2 separate regions of the Homo sapiens genome follow, and region 1 is linked to region 2. A link is a contact called in ENCODE Hi-C or POLR2A ChIA-PET data. All regions are on one chromosome and are shown on one strand. The core of a region is the stretch at or near the end of the contact, and the rest is flanking DNA. Distances in the headings are between cores, read along the strand shown. Region 1 overlaps PHACTR1 (phosphatase and actin regulator 1). Region 2 has its middle 27 kb from the start of TBC1D7-LOC100130357.

The links. A loop is a pair of places that touch in the nucleus more often than their neighbours do. ChIA-PET counts read pairs that join two places held with the same protein, here RNA polymerase II (POLR2A). Pooled maps may share reads with other maps.
Region 1: a pooled map shows a loop between it and region 2 (2.1-fold over the local background). The contact joins two enhancer-like sites. A Hi-C loop is called at or near these places in 1 of 168 maps with a recorded cell type or tissue (B cell), 3 of 37 single-sample maps with no recorded cell type and 9 of 50 pooled maps. POLR2A ChIA-PET finds 5 or more read pairs at or near these places in 3 of 52 experiments (OCI-LY7, WTC11 and activated B cell).

Annotation. Positions count from the first base shown.
Region 1 is chr6:13,284,789-13,287,710 of GRCh38, reverse strand. PHACTR1 (phosphatase and actin regulator 1) reads right to left here. Exons shown (of 15, transcript NM_030948.6): 14 at 1,489-1,565; 15 at 1-648. The coding sequence ends at 633. The region is part of intron 8 of TBC1D7-LOC100130357 (TBC1D7-LOC100130357 readthrough); the gene reads left to right. All of the region lies in intron 3 of LOC100130357 (a long non-coding RNA gene), which reads left to right. Among named protein-coding and RNA genes, the nearest start is that of TBC1D7, 42 kb to the left of the region's middle. Within about 2 kb of position 1,375, at least 3 of the 41 ENCODE cell types and tissues checked have a DNase peak (open chromatin) inside an H3K27ac peak, as active enhancers do; they include B cell and OCI-LY7, where a contact is called at or near this core.
Region 2 is chr6:13,353,999-13,356,901 of GRCh38, reverse strand. No RefSeq gene overlaps it. Among named protein-coding and RNA genes, the nearest start is that of TBC1D7-LOC100130357, 27 kb to the right of the region's middle. RefSeq lists a silencer at 1,197-1,286. Within about 2 kb of position 1,306, at least 12 of the 41 ENCODE cell types and tissues checked have a DNase peak (open chromatin) inside an H3K27ac peak, as active enhancers do; they include B cell and OCI-LY7, where a contact is called at or near this core.

The DNA of each region.
Region 1 (2,922 bases), core at 126-2,625, 69 kb after region 2:
AAGAGGCAGCCAGACTCCCCCAGAAATGGGCCCTTCCCTTTTGTTCATTGTGTGGGTGGTGGCTGAAAGGAGGGAAAAGCCAGGGGCAACTGAGAAGTGTTCACTCCTTCTTGGCATCAACTTCAAAGGGCCCCCAAACCAAATGTCATGTCTGGAGCCAGTACATTTGGCCAAGTGTAGAAGTCCAACCAGATCATTAGCTTTGCACAGTACCCCCAAAACAAACCCACCCCTTCAGCTTTCTTTGGACTCAGATGACAGACACTTGTGAGGAAGAGGTTTGCTGGAGACTTCATGAAGGTAGTGCCTGCTGGGCCTGGCTGGAGAGGACAAGGACCGTTCCACCTGCCAGACAGTCTTCAGTCAGGGCCCTGCTGGTGCCCTTGGCACTGCCGGGGGTTGGGATGCATTTTGGTGTCAGAAGTGGGACCAGCAGCTCGGACCGCCGAGCCATCACTTTTGCGTTTTCACACATAAAATCCTGATTGTGTTTCCTTGATTTTTCTTCTTTTTAAAAAAAAGGCAGTTCAGAAGATTTACATCGTAATGGGGAAGTGAATAAATACCAGCACTTATGGTTCTTATAAATTTATGTTTTGAAGACAGCATAGCACTCAAGAGGAATTCGACTGTTAAGGTCGGTGAAACCTAAGGAAACAAACAATTACATCAAGACCAAGGGGCTGCCAAAGGTGCAGGATTCAACAGTCCAATCTCCCATCTTCAGGGAGGTTCTTGACCGTGAGAGGGAGGTGCGAGCTTCCCACCGTCATCCCCACAGGAGTACCACTGAACACACACCTGGCTTTGAAAGTTTCATCTGGGGCAGCCCTGGTGGCCTCCACCTCCTGCCATCAGCCTGGATCCAGCAGCAAGGTGCAGAACCCAATCTGTGTCTCTGAGTCTCTAGACTAAATACTTGCTATATCCTATTTCTCTAAATGTTCCCCCCAAAAGAAAGTCAGAATTAAATCAATGGCTCTGTTGCTAACTAGCAATGCAACCTTATATAATCCTCTTAATCACTCCATGCCTCGGTTTTCCCAAATATCATCATGATGCTGGACTGTCAGGGAGAATGTCAGGGAATAACAGAAGTGGTCCACTTTGGAAGTCCCGTGTGGATGTGGTATTTTGTTCAGGTTTGGCCTCTGCTGACTGGTTGCAAATTGGCAACAATCTTTTCTCCTTGACCTAAGTTTTCACAAAAACCCACCTTGGGGTCGTTGGTAGTCTGGTGCTTATCAGACCTTTAGTTTAAATGAGTGAAACTCAGACTTTGCAGAAAGTTGGTTTTAGCCCGGGCCATCTGTGTTCCACTTCCTCGTTTCAGTAACCTAAAGTGGAACCGCATGCCTGCCTTCCTACTATCTTCCCTCTCATGGCACCCTCCAACCCACTCATGTCCCACAAGTGGGAGAGCTTTATTTGGAGATAAATATTGCAACTTGAGGGAAAAAAAGGAAAAAAAAAACCCTTAATACTAACCTTGTTAAGTGTCTACTCAATTCATGAACTTCCATCTCAGTGCTTTTGAATTCATTGAGCTCCTTTCGGATGGCAGCCTGGAATCAACAGAAGCCCATCAATGTGCAATGGGAGAGAGACAGAAAAAAACTCCCCTTTCAGTTCATTCCTAACAACATATTTTTCTTCTTCAACAAAGACAAACAAGTTTAAGATGGATTCTTTCATTGGGAGGAAGAAAAATCACCTGAGATGTCCTTTAAAACAAAGATTCCCCTCCTTCCCTAAATCTAAGTTGCAAATGATGACAGGCTATTGCCCAAAGTGTGTTTTTCTTCCTCTTTTCATAGAGCTGTGGCATTGAGGCATCAGTGGTGGTGTACACCTACCCCACACTCCTGGGGGCCCAAGAACACATTCAATGTCAACCTCTCATCTTCCATAAATAAACAAAGCTCAGCACAGGCACAGTGATGCCTCGAGGTGGAGACTTCCAGAAGGCGTGGATCAAATTCTCCAACCAAATTAGGGGGACAGGTGATGGCCAGCTCCCTACCAACAGTTTGTTTTTGCTCTTTTACAACTTCCCTGACTCTTCAGTGATGTATTTCACCATGTGAGATACATTTTGAATAACCTCACATGTTCTGAGATGATCCCGAATCACCCCATCCTTATAATACTGCCACTGAAGACACAGGGCCTGGAATCAGACAGCAAAGAGAGGCCATGAGAGAGCAGGGGAGGAGGAGGGGCTGGTAAAGAAGGCAGCTGGGGCCAGAGACAACCTCACTCCTTCCTCAAGGGTGGAAATTGCAAACGTGTGCCTTCTTGCATAGCTCTGTCTATGGCCGATACTTGCTTTGATGGGAATATCAAGGCCCCAGGAGTTTGAGGAGAGAAAAGTCTTCCTGTAGGATCAGAATGGCCCTCCCCAGGAAAAGAAGGCTGGCTTAGGTTTAAGTGCCTGGGTAGCAGCTTTGGGGGTGGGGGCAGGGGTCACCCCATGCTTCCTGTCTTCTGTCCCCAACAGCCATTGAGAAACTGGATATGTTTTCGGCCTAAGAGCTACTCAGAACTCTATGAGGGTGCAAGTAGAGATGTCTGTGGTTTTCTTGCACACTTGCTAATATCCTTATCCTTGCAAGCATACCGCAGAGAGAGTGTGGACAGGAGAGGACAAGAGTGAAAGCCCCTTCCTCTTCGTATTTAGATGACACACTCCTGGGGAGCTGGGTTTGTCTGTCAGGGGCATGGCAATGCCAGTTCCTGGGTTGCTCCCACAAATTCCCTTGCAGAGAAGATGTGAATGCTGTGTTTACAGAGGAGGGCACAGTCTTCCACACATGGTGTCTGTGGGTTGACCCGCCACAGGCGAGGTCGTCTCTGGAAGTCTATCTGCCTCTTGCTGCTTCCGTCCCAGCCAAGTGCAGCAATGTGCCTGCATACATGTTT
Region 2 (2,903 bases), core at 57-2,556:
CTGAGTCTTAGAGAATGCTCATGAATGTTCCTTCTGGTCTATGGTTTCCCCTTCACTTAAAAATAAGAATTAATACTGCAAAATCTGAAATCTCATTCACTCCTTCATGAGCAGGTCCTGATATAAATACATCCAGAATTCAGTCCATCTATTATGATAACATTGTAGCAACCCCCTGTATCCACATAGATTATTGTCTTGAACATATGACATTCTCATACCACATGATTCTGCAGTAAATCTAACAGCAGTTCTAAATAAGGCCAAAAAGGAGAGTGCTTTGTCAAAACTAAAAGCACCATCCACCCAAATGTGAAGTGTCATCACGATGGCATCCATTCCCCTAAGTTTCTTTCAGCAATGTGACTTGAGAACCAACCCTCAATGAAAACTCGAATCTCCTAACCAGTTATATAAATTTTAAATCTAGGAGCTAGTTCTTCTTTCATGGATTTTGGATTCTCTTTGTGATGTTGGTTTGTCTCAATTTAGTCCCATTTCTTGCTTTGTAAACCTGCGATTATATGCCTCCTAGTAAACCACATGATATGATCAGCGCTGCTTTCATAGTCTCTGAACTGTTGCTTAAAAAGAACAGATATAATTGCATGGTAAGTCATTCAGGTTGCTCTTTACTGGTGAAATGAAGAGAAACCTGGGTGTCCTCTGATGTCTGTCTATACACCCCACCTCCCTGATTCACAGAACCATTTTCCGGTTTCACTTCTTGCTTCTTTTATCTTGTGCATTTTTAGCACCTGTTGTGACAAGCCTGGGTGACTCGATCTAAAAAATGAAATGACTTACAATTACTGTAAGAATGAATTACAGATACATGATGTATGCACAACTCTGTATAGAAATGAAAACAAAAATAACTTCACCTCACTCTAATTCATAGGCTACCATGTTATTGACCCTTATTTACCTAACTTTTGCTTAAGCAGGAAAGATCCCTCTGCCTAGATATCCCCTGGGCTTGGCGCCCTCACTCCTCCACCCCAGCCCTTATGCATTTGGCAGTAGTAATGGCCCCTGCAGGGAATGTTGTCCAAGAAGTCTAGATGATAGAGATGAAGAAGGCACATCACTTCACAGAGTTTATGCCAAGTCACCGCCAGAAGCGCAGTGTTACAATTTACTTAAGCCAAGACTGCTACAAAAAACTGATGCAAATGGAAGCTATTCAAAATCCTTTGCCTTGTGCATTCAAGTTGAGGCTCCCTTTTGAATCCTATCTCTGAGTCTACATCTGCTGGGTAAATTCCTGAACGATGACTTGAGCTGTGACAGCTTTTGTAGCATTGCTGTGGTCCAACCACAACTCTGTAAGATAAACTACCTAAGCTGGTTGTTGGACTTCCTCTAAAATGTCATTCTAATTATAGAAACACCTTTCTTTCCTGATTTTATACAGATTCTAATCACCTTAACTGCTTCTCTTCAGCCATGAATGAAAGCGAAAGATTAAGTCACTTTTAGAAGCCTTCTTGGGCAATTATAGATTAATTCATTTCTCGCTCATTGAAGGGACTCAATCCTAGAACAACAGTCTGGAATACATGTGTATGTATGCCCCTTTGTCTCTGACCTGCTCATCATTGGCCATCAATGCCCTGGGAAGGAGGGACCCTAGGAAGGCCTGAGGGGCTGCACCTGATGTGCAGGTCATGTGCACAGACCCCACAGGTTCAGGCTCAGTGTTGAAATTCCCTATGTCATTAACTCCCTTGTAGGAAGGATGAAAGGGTCTAGATCAGATTTAAGTCAGACATAGGCTATTTGAGGCGCCTGTGGGAATGGCAAATCACTCCAGACTCCTCAGAAGCAAAGGCCAAGCAGGCCTGAGAGCTAGTGAAACTCCAGGGAGAGGAGCAAGACCAGGATCTGCGCTTTCTCAGCTTCCCAAAGCTGTCTGTCTCGGAACTAACAAATGAGGCTGACTCTTCAGAGTTCTAGGCCAAGGGATCCGGACTTGACACTCAAGTTTCTGCCATGAAGCAAAAGACAGAGCTAGCCTGGAAAGAGCAGCTCTGTATCACTCCGGCTGTGAAGTGCTAAAACTCGACATCTCCCTGAGGAAACAGGAGAGAAGAAAGGATGGAGAGAAAAAAAGAGAGGAAGGAGCTGGCATTAATGGACCAGCAAGGGAAGGAGAAGGGAGCAGGAAAAGCGGTAGTTCACGTAGGGTAAATTAGATGAAGGGGAACAAACAGCGAAAGGTCAGAGGGCTCTGCACTTAAAATAAGGAAGCTTGTGAAGATAAGTAAATGTTGCCTGAGATATCTGAAGTAGGGTTCCTCTTTGGCTGACAAGCCTTAATCTGCACTCTGGAAACAGCTTGTATGAGGAGGAGGACGGCAGACAAGGAGGAATGAGGGAGGAATTCTTACAGGAACCATCTGGCTGAGTCACTTTTAGGGCTGTTCAAAGCTACCCAACTGTTGACATTTCCTGGAAATTCTTTAATGCCAACAATTGTGTTAAATGAGCAACATCCTTAAGACCCCGAGTGCACCTTGGATCCCCTCGTCCTTTCTTGTTGCGTTTGCGATTTGCAAATCCCCTGAACCTGAAGTCTTCAAGGATTCAGCATCTGCCATTTCACCATGTGTTAGTCCCCTCCCTGGGCCCCTTCAAACACACTCTCCACTCAGAAATCTACCATTTAGCCTTTATTTATTTATTTATTTATTTATTTTTGACGCACGCACAAGGCTTCTCACTCCTCCTCAGCTTTCAAAGAATCCACCCACTAGGCTGTCACTTCAATCTGCTGTCTCCTCCTGCAGCACAGAATTTCTGAAGAAAGTCCCCAGGTGAACCAGCCTGGCCAGCAGAAATGGATGCTCACCCACTCCATCTAGCCCCTGGCCTCTGCTCTCCTGGACTCCCTGGCTCAG